Regions from separate parts of the Mus musculus genome. Here region 1 is linked to region 2. The links are chromatin loops, found by intact Hi-C in ENCODE. Cell type or tissue: gastrocnemius. All regions are shown on one strand.

What was found. Peaks named below come from ENCODE experiments on the same cell type or tissue, not always from the same donor. Only the 100,000 strongest peaks of a DNase experiment are listed, where the experiment ranks them.
Region 1: a loop joins it to region 2, with 4 times the contacts of the local background. A loop is called at or near these places in 10 of 42 quality-filtered maps.

Annotation. Positions count from the first base shown.
Region 1 is chr15:57,874,058-57,882,057 of GRCm38, forward strand. It overlaps Derl1 (Der1-like domain family, member 1), which reads right to left. Exons shown (of 8, transcript NM_024207.4): 3 at 5,943-6,007; 4 at 4,992-5,018; 5 at 4,428-4,523; 6 at 3,361-3,413; 7 at 1,440-1,550. Among named protein-coding and RNA genes, the nearest start is that of Derl1, 14 kb to the right of the region's middle. In gastrocnemius, a CTCF peak has its summit at 4,339 (motif pointing left); a DNase peak (open chromatin) is centred at 4,324; H3K27ac peaks cover 630 bases.
Region 2 is chr15:57,597,093-57,605,092 of GRCm38, forward strand. It overlaps Gm35682 (a long non-coding RNA gene), which reads right to left. Exons shown (of 4, transcript XR_384108.2): 2 at 4,893-4,940; 3 at 2,998-3,184. Among named protein-coding and RNA genes, the nearest start is that of Gm35771, 22 kb to the left of the region's middle. In gastrocnemius, a CTCF peak has its summit at 3,634 (motif pointing right); DNase peaks (open chromatin) are centred at 3,667 and 6,108; H3K4me3 peaks cover 224 bases.

The DNA.
Region 1 (8,000 bases), 280 kb after region 2:
TCTGCCAGCCTACTTGATAAATCTAGAACAAAAATCCCAACCTGCGGCTACTGTGTCCTTTGGTAATTAGAAAACACACTGGTCATTTATTTTTCAGCCTGAAAGCAACCCGAGGCACAAAGAGAAACAAATTTCATTTTACTCTCTTTTAAAAACAAACAAGCCACTGGAGTTTTCTGATTATAGTTCGCAATCAAATGTCTTCTACAAACACACCCTAACCTGCACAGAGCTGGGGCGGAAGGGGACTGCTAAAAGTGTTTCTGCCCTCACCTACTCCTTGAAAAGAAAGAGAACTGCAGACATTAAAGAAACATCTTGATTCAAAGGGGTCCCGTCTTTTAAACTCTTAGATGCAAGACATTATACCATCTCCCTCGTGGGATTAGGTGTGACTGTCAGGCAGGCTGGGACACTCATAAGGTGATTTGACTGGTCCCGATTTCAAGCCTTTTGCTTCACTGACAGAAGGGTCATGCTACTTACACACTCCAGTGTTTGAGCATCTCTTCTCAGCCACCAGCCCTCCCGGAGACATCAGGCACAGGGCTTTTATTAACCCAGAACCCAGTACTATGTCATTAACCCACTACCCACCATTATGCTTCCAATAATGAGTCTTGCTCTACCCAGTCCTATGAGAAAGGGACAGCCTTTCAACTCAGACTTATGAACCAAAAATTGGAGGTTTTAATAAGTAACTTCCCCAGTATCAAAAACAGCACACAAAGGGAATGGCATCTGATCCGGAGTTCTTGCCCTTGGCCTCTTCTACTTAATTCACTCTAAAAAAGAGAACGACCAAGCACCTGCTTCCAAGGAGTCGGAAATCTCAAGTCTCTCGTTCAAACTTTAAACAATCTACAAAAGTTCTAGTCTATAGCATTTACTATATGAAAGTTTAAACCAGGCAGGGGGTGGCACACCGATGGTTCTAGCACTTGGAAGACTGAGGCAGGAGGATAGAGGGTTTAAGGTAAGCCTGAGCTATATAGCAGGGACCCTGTCCCTAAAACAAGAACAAATAAAAACACATTTTAAAAACAGCAAATAATGAGCTAACTTCTCAGTCAACATCATGGGTGAAACCAATGTTTCAAGAAAAAAAAAAAAAAAGCAGTGTTATCCTTTATGACACTTGTCCCCCAGCCTACTGTTGGCACTCTAAAGTAGCACCAAATAACTCGACCTGCTCAGCATAGGTGATCTTTGTAACGGCTTAACCCAGTCAGTGATCTTTACCCAGATGTTATGAAAGGGACTAAGCTGTGGCATGAATCCCTGGTTTCCTGACTGTGACCACAGTAAGAACTTTATTGGCTCGAATTTCTTTCTCGCTTAGAGAGGGCAGTGAAGTGTCTCCTCATGAAAATGTCTCCTGTTGGGATACCTGAAACCACAGGACAACACAATGTTCAACAAGAGAAGAGAAAACTTACAAAAACTGAGGTGTGGACAGAAAATTCCTTCCTCCCAAGTCCATTGGGTATCTGAACATCAGGAAGAAATAAAGATGGCCGACAAGGTTTCCAATGAGCTCATTGATCACCCTGCAAAGAGAGGCAAGTCAGTGCAAAGACACCCAGGCAACACAGTGAGCTGCAGCAAGCTGGAGCCAAGAGCATGGGAAAGAGTCGTGTTCACTGTCGTCCATTACCGTCCCCGGGAGTCGGCGACAGCTCTACAATGGGCCCTTTTATAGTGAGGGACAAACGTATTCTGAGGGAGAGGGAAATCAGGGCTGAAGAACGAATGAGGCCCACAGCTTCCAGGCCCAAAGCACCTCTGACATACATCTCTTCCAAGACCCCAGTCCATCCTCAAAACATTAGTTTTATTCCAGTATGTCTCAGGAGGTGGGGCAGGCGCAACGCGAGTGAGTTTCTGAGCTCTTGCCTACACACACGATGTTTGTAAAACAGACAAATACGCAGACTACCAAGAGAAGAGCATGGGAGGGAGGAAGATGGACAGCAACCACTGCTCCCACATTTCTGGAGCTGTGGTTTGCATCTCTCTTGCATCGCTGTCAGTGAGATGAGACACACAGAGATCACTTAGGACTGCTGAGCCTTGCCCTGCATCCTAAAGTCAGTACTGACTCTTCAGGTCTCCCAGGCTCACACAGGCACCTGCAGCAGCCACGGCTGCTATTTACATATCCTTCTTCCATCTTTACCCACGTGATTCTTGCCGGAGCAAACGAACACCTGCAACTTCCCACACTCTGCCCGAGTAGTAGGGGAGCCGAGAGAGGCTGACCAATGTCAAAAGGTGCTAAGCTCTACAATGTCCTTCTCTTCAGGCCACTCACTTCTCTCTGGAAATACACAGGAGTAGTAAGGACCATCTAGCTCCAATACATCAGGCTCTAAGAAGGGTTAGGACTTTTGCAATCTACTAACTCTTGAAAAATTGGTAAGAAAGAAATGAGAGCTCTTAAAATCTCTACCTTGGGTTTTGTTTTGGGTTTGGTTTATTCGAGATAGGGTTTAGCTATGTAACCCTGGCTGGCCCACCTGCCTCTGCTTCCCAAGTGCTGCAATTAAAGGTGTGTGCCACCTATCATGCAGAGGAAGGCTCTTCTCATTCTTAAAGATTTAAAATACATATCTGTAACTGTTGTGCATGCCTATGTGTATACACAGCATGGGCACAAGCACAGAGGGGCTGGAGATATCAGAGACCCCTGGAGCTAAGGTTACAGGCAGTTGTGCGCTGCCCACCATGCGTGCTGGGAACCAAACTTAGATCCTCTGCAAGAGCAATCTCTGCTCTTAACCACTGTGTGGTCTCCCCAGACAGCTCCTTCTAAAAGGTCCCTCTCTAAACTTAAGACTGGAAACATGAAAGGGTTTCCTACATCTCAGTACCAACTCCAGACCAACGGAGGAGAAATTTGACCCTGCCTAACAAAGTTCTACACCATCAAACCATGTACAGAGGTACTTCTCATCTAGAAATCTCCATTTCTATGGCAGTAGCCATTTCCAAGGCATTCTGGGAGTGTCTGAAAACAAGCAGTAATCTTCCAGATAAGATCCGAAGACAAACCAAGGCAAGTAAGTTCTGTATTTGCCCAGTATGGATACTGAATCCAGACAGGCATATATTTATTCAAACAAATAGGTCTAGAAACACAATGTGTCTAGTGACAAGCTAACAAAATGATAGCCATCCAATGTCAAAGGTGCTTACATCCTGTAGTGCAACCAATTATATCCAAACACCTTTCTCTCTAAGGTTCTAACATATCAACACTCAGTCTTTAAAGTCTTTAAAAGCCTAAGAAAGGAAAATAAAAATGAATCAAGTTTCCCAAGGATTAGTCTCCAGATAAATAAATCTAACATTACTTACGAGCCTCCAATGATATAGTTGAATCCAAGGATAACCCAAGGTAAGTAACAGGCCTAGGAAAGAGGACACAGATGTGAACAGCCGAGTCTGAAAACACATGGCACCTGGGGAACTGAAAATGGGGAGAAAGTAGTGACCAGGGCTTTACAGAAATCACTAGGTCACTACAAAATTTCTCAAATCTAAGGCCGGCCCTACTGCACTTACATCTTCCTATCTAAAACTAAACTTATTTGTCCTACTAAGTTAATATTCACAAGGAAACTAACAAGTATCTTATGGATGACAGTAAAAACACCCCAAACAGAACCACTGGAAGACTTCAAAAGCGATTGTTATAAGTAATTAACTTGAATTTTTATCTAACATTGTGTGTGAATGTCCTGAACTAACAGTCTCCCAACAAGATATTAGGGTTCCAGATCTGACACCCTAGACCAAACTTAAGCTGAGTGAACTTCAATGGAACTTCAGAAACTAGTAAAAGGGAGCTTAAAAATAGTTATGAGTCTAACTGGGGTAAGTAGTAGCCCGCAGACTAGACAAGTCTAACTCCAGCCAGGAGCTCAAGCAACATTCAGTTCTATAATTACAGGTCGTCGTTACAGGTAGAAAACAGCAAACTCCAGGAACATAGGGGGTGCTATTCTAGGTACAGTATGTGGCACCTAATAGGAAGTGCAGGAGTGACAAAAAGATTAGAAATCGCGGGTTTCTGCATGTTGTCTCTCTTGTAATCCCTCTTGTGTGCTCGACCCCTCTCTCTCTCCACACACACACACACACACACACACACACACACACACACACACACACACACACACACACACACACACGATCACTGAGGGGCATATCCCTGAAGAGGCTTAGAGGGTTTGGAAGTAACAACAGCAAGGGATGCTGGGATGCTAGGAGCAGGACTGAGGAGGGGGAGGCAGACGCCTGCCTGTGGTACACTACTCTGCAGCGACCCCTTCTGGAAGTGTCAGAAGGTACACATCTGAGCTCAGGCAAGATTACCACAGACTAAGTTCCACTGAGCTATATATTCCTCAGAGGTAAACTACCTTAAATCGCGTTCCGAACCAGAACGACACGATCAGGTCTCTGTTCAGCTGGGCCCAGACGTAGAGCACTGACATGATCAGAGGGATCATCAGCAGCTGCAAAGGAAGTCAGGACAGGAAGCTCAGCGCCACAGGCACGAAACAAGGCTTAATGTGACTGCCTGCCTATCCTGCCCACCTCCCAAACTGCACAGGAAACCCTAATGTCACAATCACAAACTAACCGCATTATTTATCATACAATGAATGCCATAAAAATCTATGATCAATACATGAACTCAGAAACATCAGTTCAAGCTGTTATTTGAAGGAAAAAAATATTTTCCTTAACTATCTAATCTATTTTCAATGAATACATAACCCCACACACACCCAGGAAATACTGCATAACCATTACTCTGAGCATTCAAGCATAAGCCAGAAATGAACAAGGAAGCCAATGGTTAGATATGCCTACAAGAGCCTCAAAGGCTTAGCTAACAGTATAATCAGTTCTCATTCTATGCATTCAATGTAATCCCAACTTCTGAAACATACAGAAGGGCAAATAGTTGAAAGTCTTACCTGCATATCCATTGCTAAGCCAGTAATCTTGGTTTGTAAAGTCAAGGATCATATGCAGAAAGTATTCTATAGATACCAAGGCTGAGCTGCTCATTTCTCTCCAGTGAACGTCACTACACTGTTCCAAAGGAAAACACTTTCTAACTATCAGATTACTCAAGATATAGGAACACACAAAAGTTCTGATCACTGCAGAAATATCCACTCGCCAGTACAGTCAGTAGAGCAGGAGACATGGAAATGAACAGCCTCACCATGACCTGCTCACCTGGTATCTTCTTCTACACCCTACTACTATTTTACTATTTAGCATTCAACTACAGGATAGACAGATCTGTGCATTTGAAACAAATGCTTACACTCAGGGACAGCTTTTTTTTTTTTTTTTTTTTTTCTCCATTCTCTTAAAGGAGAGGGAGTATTCCAGGCCTTTATGTTTCTGGCTCTTGATCAACTTTAAACAGTCGTCAGGTCCAACTGTTTGCTTATCAATAGTGCCTCACACAGAGATAGACCATGCCCAGAGGGGGGTGCTTTATGGACTAGATTGTTATTTAGGACCAAAAGATGGACAGCAACGAAGTCATGAAATGATGCTGGCTGTAAATTAATTTCTGGAAAGAACCAGAAAGCTGTCTTGTGGCTGGCATGGAATATCTGTGCTTCAGTCAACAAACTGTCATCCCAGGGAACACAGAGAACTGGGCTCAAGGAGACAGCAATAAAATTCCACTGAATATGGATAAAAATCCCAGAGACTCCAGTGAGAGAAGGCATCTCCAAAACATGGGATTTACCCTGGCTTCAAAGACAGAACCTGATATTCTCATTATTAACTATAGTTTTTAAAAGGTATCAAAACTGATTTAAATCGTTTTTAGAATACTATTTCCCAAAACCTTAAAAGGGAAGTAGGGAGTTCATTATGGCCTGAGCAGCCCTGAAGGATACAACGATGCAGATCCAGTTAAAGAGAAGCATGAATAAATAGTCTGCTGGCCTCCCGTCAAAAGCTCCTGGAAACAAACACAAGGCAAACATCAGGCTTTAGAACTGGGGAACAAAGTAGCCTCTACAGAGAAAAATACTTTAAAAATAATACTGAAGACATTTAACATCACTTCTTTAAAACAAAAAGTGTGACCTTTGGGACATAGGAGCACCTATCTGCAAAACAGAGGACTAAGCAGGATAGCGTGGACGACTCCTCTCTACGGCAATGCTCACAGCAGCACTAGTCACGGCAGCCACGAAATGGATTAAACCAAGGGCCCATCAACATTATCTATATAACTGACAACAATGAGGGATGAACTACATCTACATGCTACGTAGGAGAACCTTAAAATGACACTAAGTAAAAGAAACAGTCACAAAAGATCACAGATGGTATGATCCTATCACAATTATTACAAGAAATTACTAGTACAGGCGACTCTAAAAAGCAGAAAGGGAACAGAAGTTTCCTATGGCTTGCATGGAAGATGGATTGAAGGAAATGGGCAATACTAACAGATATAGACTTTAGAGGCAAAGAAATGTTGTAAATGGATTATGATAATGGCTGCACAATTCTACAAACGTATTAACTGAATTTAAACTCAAATGAGGAAGCTAGATGGGATGTAAGATTAACATCCTCCACTGGAATCCATGGAAGATGGGAGCTGAGAGCTTCCCTGTATACTAAAACCTACAAATATCCACAATCCTTAGATAAAATGGTATAATATTTGCATAGAACCTAGATATTCTGACCTATACTGTAAGATAGATCACATTCCCTATGGTCCCTTTTACAATGTAAATTGTGTACCACCAGTTGCTACAATGTGTTGTTTAATAAGTAATGACAAGGAGGAAACTGTACAAGTTCAGTAGACTTATTTTCCAGCTATTCCAAATGTTTCAGGCAGCTGACTCATGACACAGAACCCACAGATAAAGAGAGCAACTTTTTATCTCAAAGAAACTGTTTCAAAAGTGCCTCTCAGTTTCAACATTCCAGAGCGCTCTGACTGGAAATAAAGGGAAGCAACTTCTAAAGATAAAAGCAAACAAAACCAACCAGTCATCTAGCACGGCAGGTTCTCTTGCCTGTTTTTCATACACAAAATATTACAGCAGCTTACGTTATCTGACCAAGTTAATAAAGTGGGTAAATGGACTCAAAAACACAGATAAACAAGAGCAGAAGGTGGCCAGAGAATCTCACAATTATATCAGATCTAGCTCCACATCAGAAAGAGTCCTTAAGGCCTGACTTCAGAGCTATGCTGGGTAGCAATGAGTGAAAGAGAATTATATGTGACATTCTGCTTCAAATAACCAAGGCAAGAGCGCTGATACAGACAAAACCAGATATGATGGGGGGACGACAGTCAAGGAGACTCACACCAACATATACCACAATATGAGTGAATTGTAACAGGAGTCTGCACTAACAAAGCCAACACTGAGTTAAAGAAGCTGGTCACAAACTACATTAAACATGGCCCACACAGGCAAATCCACACAGGAAGTAGACTGGTAATAGCCAGGAGCTGGGGGAGGGGTACTTTGGGTCTACTACAGGGGTGCTAATGAAAACATTGTGAAATTAAATTGCTGTGATGGTTACAAAAGCGTTAAAAAAAAACACTGAATCATAGGCTCACAAAAGGTTAAAATGTGATGTGAGATGAATTTTTCTCAGTAAGAAGAAAAAGGTTCACTGGTCTTTTTCTCTAAGAAGACCCTGTATATGTTTACATTTTCCATAGGAAAAGCTCACAGCTTGTCACGGATCAGCCACACTTCACCCAGTATGTACTACACTGGTGTTTAAAGTAAGAGCTACTCCAACAACTTCATCATCACTTAGACGAAATGGAAGAGCAGAATGCTAAGCGACTGCTCCTCACTGCTCTACTCAGCACTACCACCAAGAACTGAACAAGGGAGAGTGAAACCCAAAGGTTCTGGGAGGCAGGAGAGCCCTGGTACACTTCAGGAGGGCTCTGGTATGGT
Region 2 (8,000 bases):
AGGTTAAAGAAAGAGGTCAGGAAGAATCTAGAAGTTTCTTCCCAATACTGATGGGCTTGAGTTTCTAAACTAGAAGGACACATTAAATGTTAATTCTTGGGCAAATGGATGTATCTGGAGGATATCATCCTGAGTGAAGTAACCCAATCACAAAAGAAGTCACTTGATATGCACTCACTGATAAGTGGATATTAGCCCAGAAACCTAGAATACCCAAGATGCAACTTCCAAAACACAAGAAAATCAAGCAGGAAGACCAACTAGTGGATACCTCATTCCTTCCTAGAATAGGGAATAAAATATCCATAGAAGGAGTTGCAGAGACAAAGTTTAGAGCTAAGACAAAAGGATGGACTATCCAGAGACTGCCCCACCCGGGGGGTCCATCCCATAATCAGCCACCAAACGCAGACACTATTGCATACACCAGCAAGATTTTGCTGAAAGGACCCTGATATAGCTGTCTCCTGTGAGGCTTTGCCAGTGCCTGGCAAATACAGAAGTGGATGCTCACAGTCATCTATAGGATGGAACACAGGGCCCCCAATGTAGGAGCTAGAGAAAGTACCTACGAGCTGAAGGGGTCTGCAACCCTATAGGTGGAACAACAGTATGTACTAATCAGTACCCCCAGAACTCCTGTCTCTAGCTACATATGTAGCAGAAGATGGCCTAACTGGCCATCATAGGGAAGAGAGGCCCCTTCGTCTAGCAAACTTTATATGACCCAGTACTGGGTCAAGAAGTGGGAGTGAGTGGTTAGGGGAGCAGGGCAAGGGGAGGGTATAGGGGACTTTTGGGATTGCATTTGAAATGTAAATGAAGAAAATATCCAATAAAAAAAAGAAAAATGTTCATAACAACAGAGCAAGTGCATGTTAGGGATAATCACCTCTAATTTCGAAGACAATATCAAGTTAAAGATACAATACTGAACATTTCAAAAAGAACTCTTCAGATTCAAGGTGAGTCTGGATCTCCCCATAGCTATTCTAGACGTGAACCGCTGCAGATGAAAACAGCCCTGGGTATCTGTAGAAAGGGTCTATGGATATAGAAAACATTACCTAAACATGAGGTGGAAGAAGAGTATTTCATGTGTGGAGGGTCTTGCTATGGCTTGAATCTCTTTTGTCCCGTAAAAGCTGACGGTCATTTTGGTCCCTGGAGCAGCAATGTGTGAGGTGGTAGAACTTTTAATGGATAAGATCTGGTAGGAACTACCAGAGATCACTGACGGGAGATGGCTCTCAGAAGTAATTAATAATATTCATCTAGGTTCTGGTAATGGTGAGTTGTTTTTAAAATAATAATAATAATAAAAGCTTTTTCAAAAGTGCAGACACTATTCAGTCCAGTCTAGCCTTCTATATAGCCGTATGGTTTCTCCTCATACATGTTGACATTATAATGTCATATAGCCGTATGGTTTCTCCTCATACATGTTGACATTATAATGCCATCCACTATGCAGTGCCATAGCCAAGAGGCCAAGAAGCTACTGGCACCTGTGTTCCTGAACCTCTAGAATTGGGGTGAATACCTCTGCCTCTTTTTTTAAAATAACACAATATGCAATCACAGGTGTTTTATTGGTACAACCAAAAGGTCACCTTTCTAAAATTATAAGGTGAACCTAGAAAAAGAATGTGAGGAAGCTTTGAAATAAGAATATCAATCTGATAGTGAAGAAGGGAGTCCCAGGGATGCAGGGAAAGGGGGTTTGAGTATAGTCGTGAAGTCAGACTACAGGTAAGAAGGGGAAAAAATAGTGCAGGGGAGAACAGCTCAGATGGGCACAGGATGGATGACCCAATGACACAATAGCATGCCTGATGTGAACTAATGCGCTAAGGAGAGGGTTAAACTATTAAGCAGTTTGGGATGAATTAATGACAGAAATCAAAGTGGTTACCAACTCCAAGTTATCCTGATGCCATTCACAACAACAGAAGTAATGGTGCTTTGGCTCTGAATAGAGTCCATGTAGATGGGATATTGCATTCAGTAAACATTAGCCTGAGCAGATTACAAGTGGAATAATGACTGTGCCAATGTGGGGATGATCAGCAAATGTGCAATAGCTGTCATAATTGGAGCTGAAATATACTGCTTAAAGTTATCCGTACACTTAACAGTATCACAAAGGTCATGTCAAAATAACCAATGAAAAGTGTTGAGTCTGCTCGTTCTAGGAAACAGGGAATCATGCGGGCTGGGAGTATGGTGGTTTTCAACTGGACTTTCGAAATTGTTTGATCCTGAAAGTTACTACATGTAAAACTTTGGTTTAAAAAAATATGGAATGAAGTTTGAAATGATCCTGCATCCACAAGAAATTAAAAGATTGATTTTACTGTGACTCCCTCTGCATTGTGCACACATACACACACAGAGAGCCATTTGGATGATCTATTCTGCGAAGCATCTAAAGGCATGAAAATATTTCAGGGAAGTGTTAATGATGGCCTGTACCAATCTGTCTTTTGTAAATAATTTATCAGTCAAGTATACTAATTAGAGATAGGAGAAGCAATTGACATAGCAGCCCATCAATCAACAGCATTTGCTGCTCATATATTGAATACAGCAATAGACAGTCAACATTCTGGAAACTGAAAAAAAAAAAAAAACAAGTATATGATATAGTTCCTGGCACTAAAATCTTATTATTCTAGGAAACATATGGGGCATGAACATCTATAAAGTTAGATGGCAGTCCAAATTTATAAATACCATGTTACCAAAAAAGTTAAAGTTATAAAATGATGCCGGTAACTTTTGTGAAAGCACAGAAATATTGTTGAGAAGAAAGATAGAACATGATGCAGGGAATGAACCTCTGCAAAGGAGGTCTGGAAAGGTCGAGAAAGATGGTCTGGATTTGAATGTGTGGGGTGAGATGGGAAGTCTTTAACACATGGACCCAGGAAAGCAAGAGGCAGTCTTGGTACCATGAGAAGACTGCGGGATCTAAGGAAGCAGGTATCTGCTCACCAAGATGCAAAGGCAGTTAAGTTAGATGCTGGCCTATAGAAAACAAGTTATTCAGAAGCAGGTAATCCTGTCATCTCTAGTGAAGCCAAGACTCCAGTCAGTTGTTCAGTGAAGATGTGTGTCCATCCTTTATTGGCATCAGCAAGTCTCAGGGAAGTTTCTGATCCATGTGACAGTCCAGAGTTCCCTGGAAATAGCAATTACCTGTTATCAAAATCACTAATCGGCATCACAGAGAATCTTCCATAAATACTAAAAATGCACTTAACAGTTTCTGTACGTCAATGAAGGCACAAGGCTGGGCCTTATTGGAGAAGATGTCCATTAAGGAGAAAGTTCAAACACACTACTTTGCCAACAGCCTTCCAACTAAGATAAAAGCTAGTTCAATTCAAACGAAGGAAAGAAAGAGATAAACAAGTTAATAAAACAAGCATTTTTTACATTTATGTAATGCTTAGATTTCTTTAATGAAAACTATATCTGTGGGATATACAAAATATCACCTGGTTAAATAAAAAGTGATGACAAGTATTTAAACTACAAATCTGTTTGATTTATAATTAAAACCCCTGAATAATATGTAAGTATACAATCTTCATGTCACAAAGATGTATCAATGCTGTATCCATCAAAGTCCAGAAGAGGGCAGCCAAGAGCTGCTCCGGTGGACCTAGCCCCATACCCACTTGGCACCACAAAGGTCAATCCGCCCTCACCCTCTGCACTGAGGAGCCCGGAATCAGCTTGTAAAGATGTAAAAGTTGGTGAAAGATACAGACGTGGGGAACGTAGGCCAAAGGAACCCAAGGCATATGAAGTGCCGGCCCAAGAACCATGGAAAAAACAGAATGGAAAATAGATATAAAGTAGCCGAGGGTTGGAGGAACACGTTTGTTTGTTCGTTTGTTTGTTCGTTCCGGAGGCCAGCAGCCCTGATCAAAATCTTCCCATGGCTCTCTGCTTCCCATCACAAAAGTTCAGCCTAAAACAAGGTCCTGCCATCATCGAACATTTTGGGGTTCACTGAGCTTTTCGTTACACGTTCGGGGTTCCAAGCAAACCACGGGTATTATTCCCTGTGACTTTCATTCTCTATGTCTTTATCTCTCCTGCTTCTTCATTTCTTCATCCAGACAGTAAGTCCGTGTCAATGACCAGAAGGAAGGAAACAGGGTGTAGCAGAAAGACATTCACCTTCAAAGCTTCCATGATGAGGCAAATGGGAATACACATGTCATGAGCTACAGAGAACATGTCAAGGAGGTTAGAAGCCAAATCCAGCTCCTAGAAAAGGCTTCTCAGAAGAGGTGGCAATCCCCCTGTGGTCCCCTGGCCTCTACTCTCTACATGTCTGATCCTTCAGTGCACACTGGACTCATTGGCTATTTTCATCTGCCTGTCTGCCTTTTCCTACTTTTTTTTCTCCCTCTGCCCTTTTAGAAATATGCCCCTCATTTTCATTCAGTAGAGCTTGATTGACAGCTACACAGCTCTGGCCAAATCTTGGTCCATGATGCGAGAAAGGTTGTTCAGGAAGTATGTCTCTAGACCAGTCAATCAGGTCTCTTCCCTGGACCCCACAGCCTCAATTAGGAATGAAGATAGCTCCCTCCTCCTCTAGACTAGATGAGTCTGCCTGAAGAGCAGAGACAGTTTCAGACACAGAACCATGTCTTTTGTCTCATAGAGTATCCTGAGATAATGAGCTGGAGACAGAGAAAACTGTGTGTGTGTGTGTGTGTGTGTGTGAGAGAGAGAGAGAGAGAGAGAGAGAGAGAGAGAGAGAGAGAGAGTTGACCCACTCAAATCCAAAAATTCATTTGTCCTGAGTTAGGGCTGTGCCTGTGCTAAGCTGCATAGCATAAACCGAGCTCATCCAAAAAGATACTTACTTGTCTTAAGTGGACTCAAAAGGCCAGAAGCAAGATCTTCTCCAGGCTCTGCAAAGACATCAAAGAACAGTGTCCTTGTGGAATTTATTAGAAGAACCTCATCATACTCCCAGGAGAAGACCACATACACAATCCAGACCAGAAGAGAAAAAGAAATGTGCCCTGCCTGGCTGTACTGTCGTCTCACCACATGGCTACATGCTCATCCCCAAAGAAAGCCCCTTGAAAATAAGGGTTGCATTTCTTTATTTCAATCCACTAGCCTGATTATTGGTTGAATTTCATTCGGTCTGACCACACAGGACAAAACAAAGCATGTGCGAGCGCGCGAGCGCATACACACACACCTCCTTTTCGTAGGACACATCTGTCTCGACCAATATTCTACCCTTACACTATCCTTATATGAAATTCAATTCCTCCTTGCCCTACTGCATCCAATTTACTTCTAGAAGATTCCAGAGTAACACAGTACAGAGAAACTTTCTAAGTACTACATACAGTAAATTAAATAATAGTTAAAGCAATCTAGTTTCAAACAAATATTGCTCAGCCCACCCCCATGGTCCAATGGCCCCACCCCTCACATGGCTGCATCTTTAATTGTGTGTCCGATGCTATTAGGTTTTGCTTGAGCTTCAACATCCATGCACAACAAGAAAAATTTACTCAACAGCTAGTAGATGCCGAGTGCTTTAAACACATGGAAAATATACCCAAGGGAAGAACGGGGACTTGTGATTTTGATGTGGCTTGGTTTGTTGTTGGGTTTTTTTTTTAACTGTGTATATTACTGCTTTTCCTTTATAAACACTTTTAGAAGAGGCTAGTGAAGGAATTTGGCATGTAATTTACAAATACATGTATATCTATTTGAGAAAGTGGAAAGTTGTATGTACATATATAATTACATATATCATTTCATGTAGGAGAAATTTCTGAATGTGATGATTGCAGACTCTTACGGAATATATGTTGGTGAATGAAGTCTAGGGTAAAATAACTTTTGTTCAACTTTGGAAACTACAGACATTATTAAATAATTGTCCCTTCGCTAAAATTCTCCTCTGCACTCACCCATTCACACACCAAAGTGAAAAACCCTGGCCTGCAGCCCTTCCCAGGCCTTCAGCCATTATCTCATCTCCACACTGCCTCCACAAAAGCCTCCTGAAGGGCAAAGGGGGACCAGAGGGAAACAGACTTCCCATAGCAGGTGTGCCCACCACTCCACCAGCTGGCAATGGTACCCCCATAACAGCAGGGGGAGAGGCTGTTTCCATTGGCAGTTTTAAGATAGCATTCTCTAAGGAATGTCACCTGTCTTCAGCATCCAAAACCTTGCAAGTAGTAAGTGAATGTTGTGTATTTGGACATGGTAAGAATAGATGAGGGGTGCCGTCCTCACTCATAGAGAAGAATACACACACACACACTCTCTCTCACACACACACACACACACACACACACACACACACACACCAGGCACTGTGCTTGGTTGCTGGTTCAGTTGTGTGTGTCCTACTTATGTCCCCAGCAAAACTTGCCTGTGTGCTGCTCACAAAAGTGTCTAGTATTACTGAGAAACTGAAACTTTATTTTAATTCAATTCGATGTAAAATTTTACAACATAAAATACAGCTATTGGAAAACTTGACGTCTGTCTGAAACAAAATGGGGGGAGAATGAATTTGTATGTTTTTCAGCTCTAAGTTTTATCAACCTGAAATACCAATTAATTTTTTATAAAAATATGTTGTCCAGTTGAAATGTCAGTAAAATTCACAGAATAGTCTGGGCGTTTCATGTAAACATGCAGAATATCTCATTCACAAGGTTTCTTCAGGTAATATGTACAAAAATAATAACATCTTGGATGTCTTGGTTACACTCAACCAAATTTATCAAAATTGACTTTGCAAGTTTCTGTTTCCTTTTTATAGTGTAGTAACTAGGAACTTTATCTGCCTGTGTCCCTTACTTTTGTGTCCCAGGGACCAAAATACCTTCTTACAAAAACAGGTTGAGAAAGATTTATTTTGACTCAGGGTTTCAACCCATCCTAGTTCCTGATGGCAGAAGCTTGCAGCTCGGTGGAGATTCCTCATGCATCACATGACAGTGACAGACAGACAGACAGACAAGAACAGCAGAAAACAGACAGGTGTAATGTATGAAGTCTTTTTCTTAATAACCCACTTCCCTCAGCCAAGTCCCACCTTCCAAAGTTTCTTCACTCCAAAAAAACAGTGCTGCCAGCTAACTAACAAGCATTTAAACCATGAACCTATGAGGACCAAGTCAGATGGAAACAAACCACATGAATCCTGTTTCTTTTGGATATTCTTATAGATAGCAGTCTTCCCAATGATTGCTCCAATTGTCTCTTGCATTAGGAGAACAGCCACCCCTGACAGGGAGTCTCTCCCAGAATCAACAAGAGAGCATCTCTTCTGGTTTTGTTCCTGTTGCTATGACAAAGCAACCTGGGGGAGGGCTGGTTTATTTGGCTTACAATTCCAAGTTACAGGGAAATCAAGGCAGGGACTCAAGGTAGCTTTTCATATCACATCAAAGAGCACACAGAGGATAAATCAACGCATGCTAACTTGCTCAAATAGCTTTTTATACTCTATTCAGTTCTGGGCTCACCCTATGAAATGGTGCCACCAACATTCAGGGTTGGTATTGACCCCCCCCCCTTTTTTTTAAATGCCTCACAAGTACAACCACAGATTAACTCTATCTAAGAAATGCCTCATTGAGACTCTCTTCTTGGATGACAAAATAACCATAAAGCATCCTCAGCAGAAACAACTCAACATTCAGAGGCCATGATAAGGGAGAGAGAAAGGTAGGAGTAGGAAGTGCACTTCTGATTCCCATCTCTGATACCAGGGTCCCAGCCAGTCATAGGATCCTTATAGACCCATAAATAGTCCTCTTGAGATCCAGGGATGAGAAATGCATGACCCTGGCCCTCCAGGGATATGTGACTCTGTAGAATGGTGGCATGCAGAAGCATCTAATTCACCCAAAGGAGAAAAGGGAACATGGACACAAGGCTGCAGTAACATCAGGCATCTCTCCAGCTGGCATATATCTCTG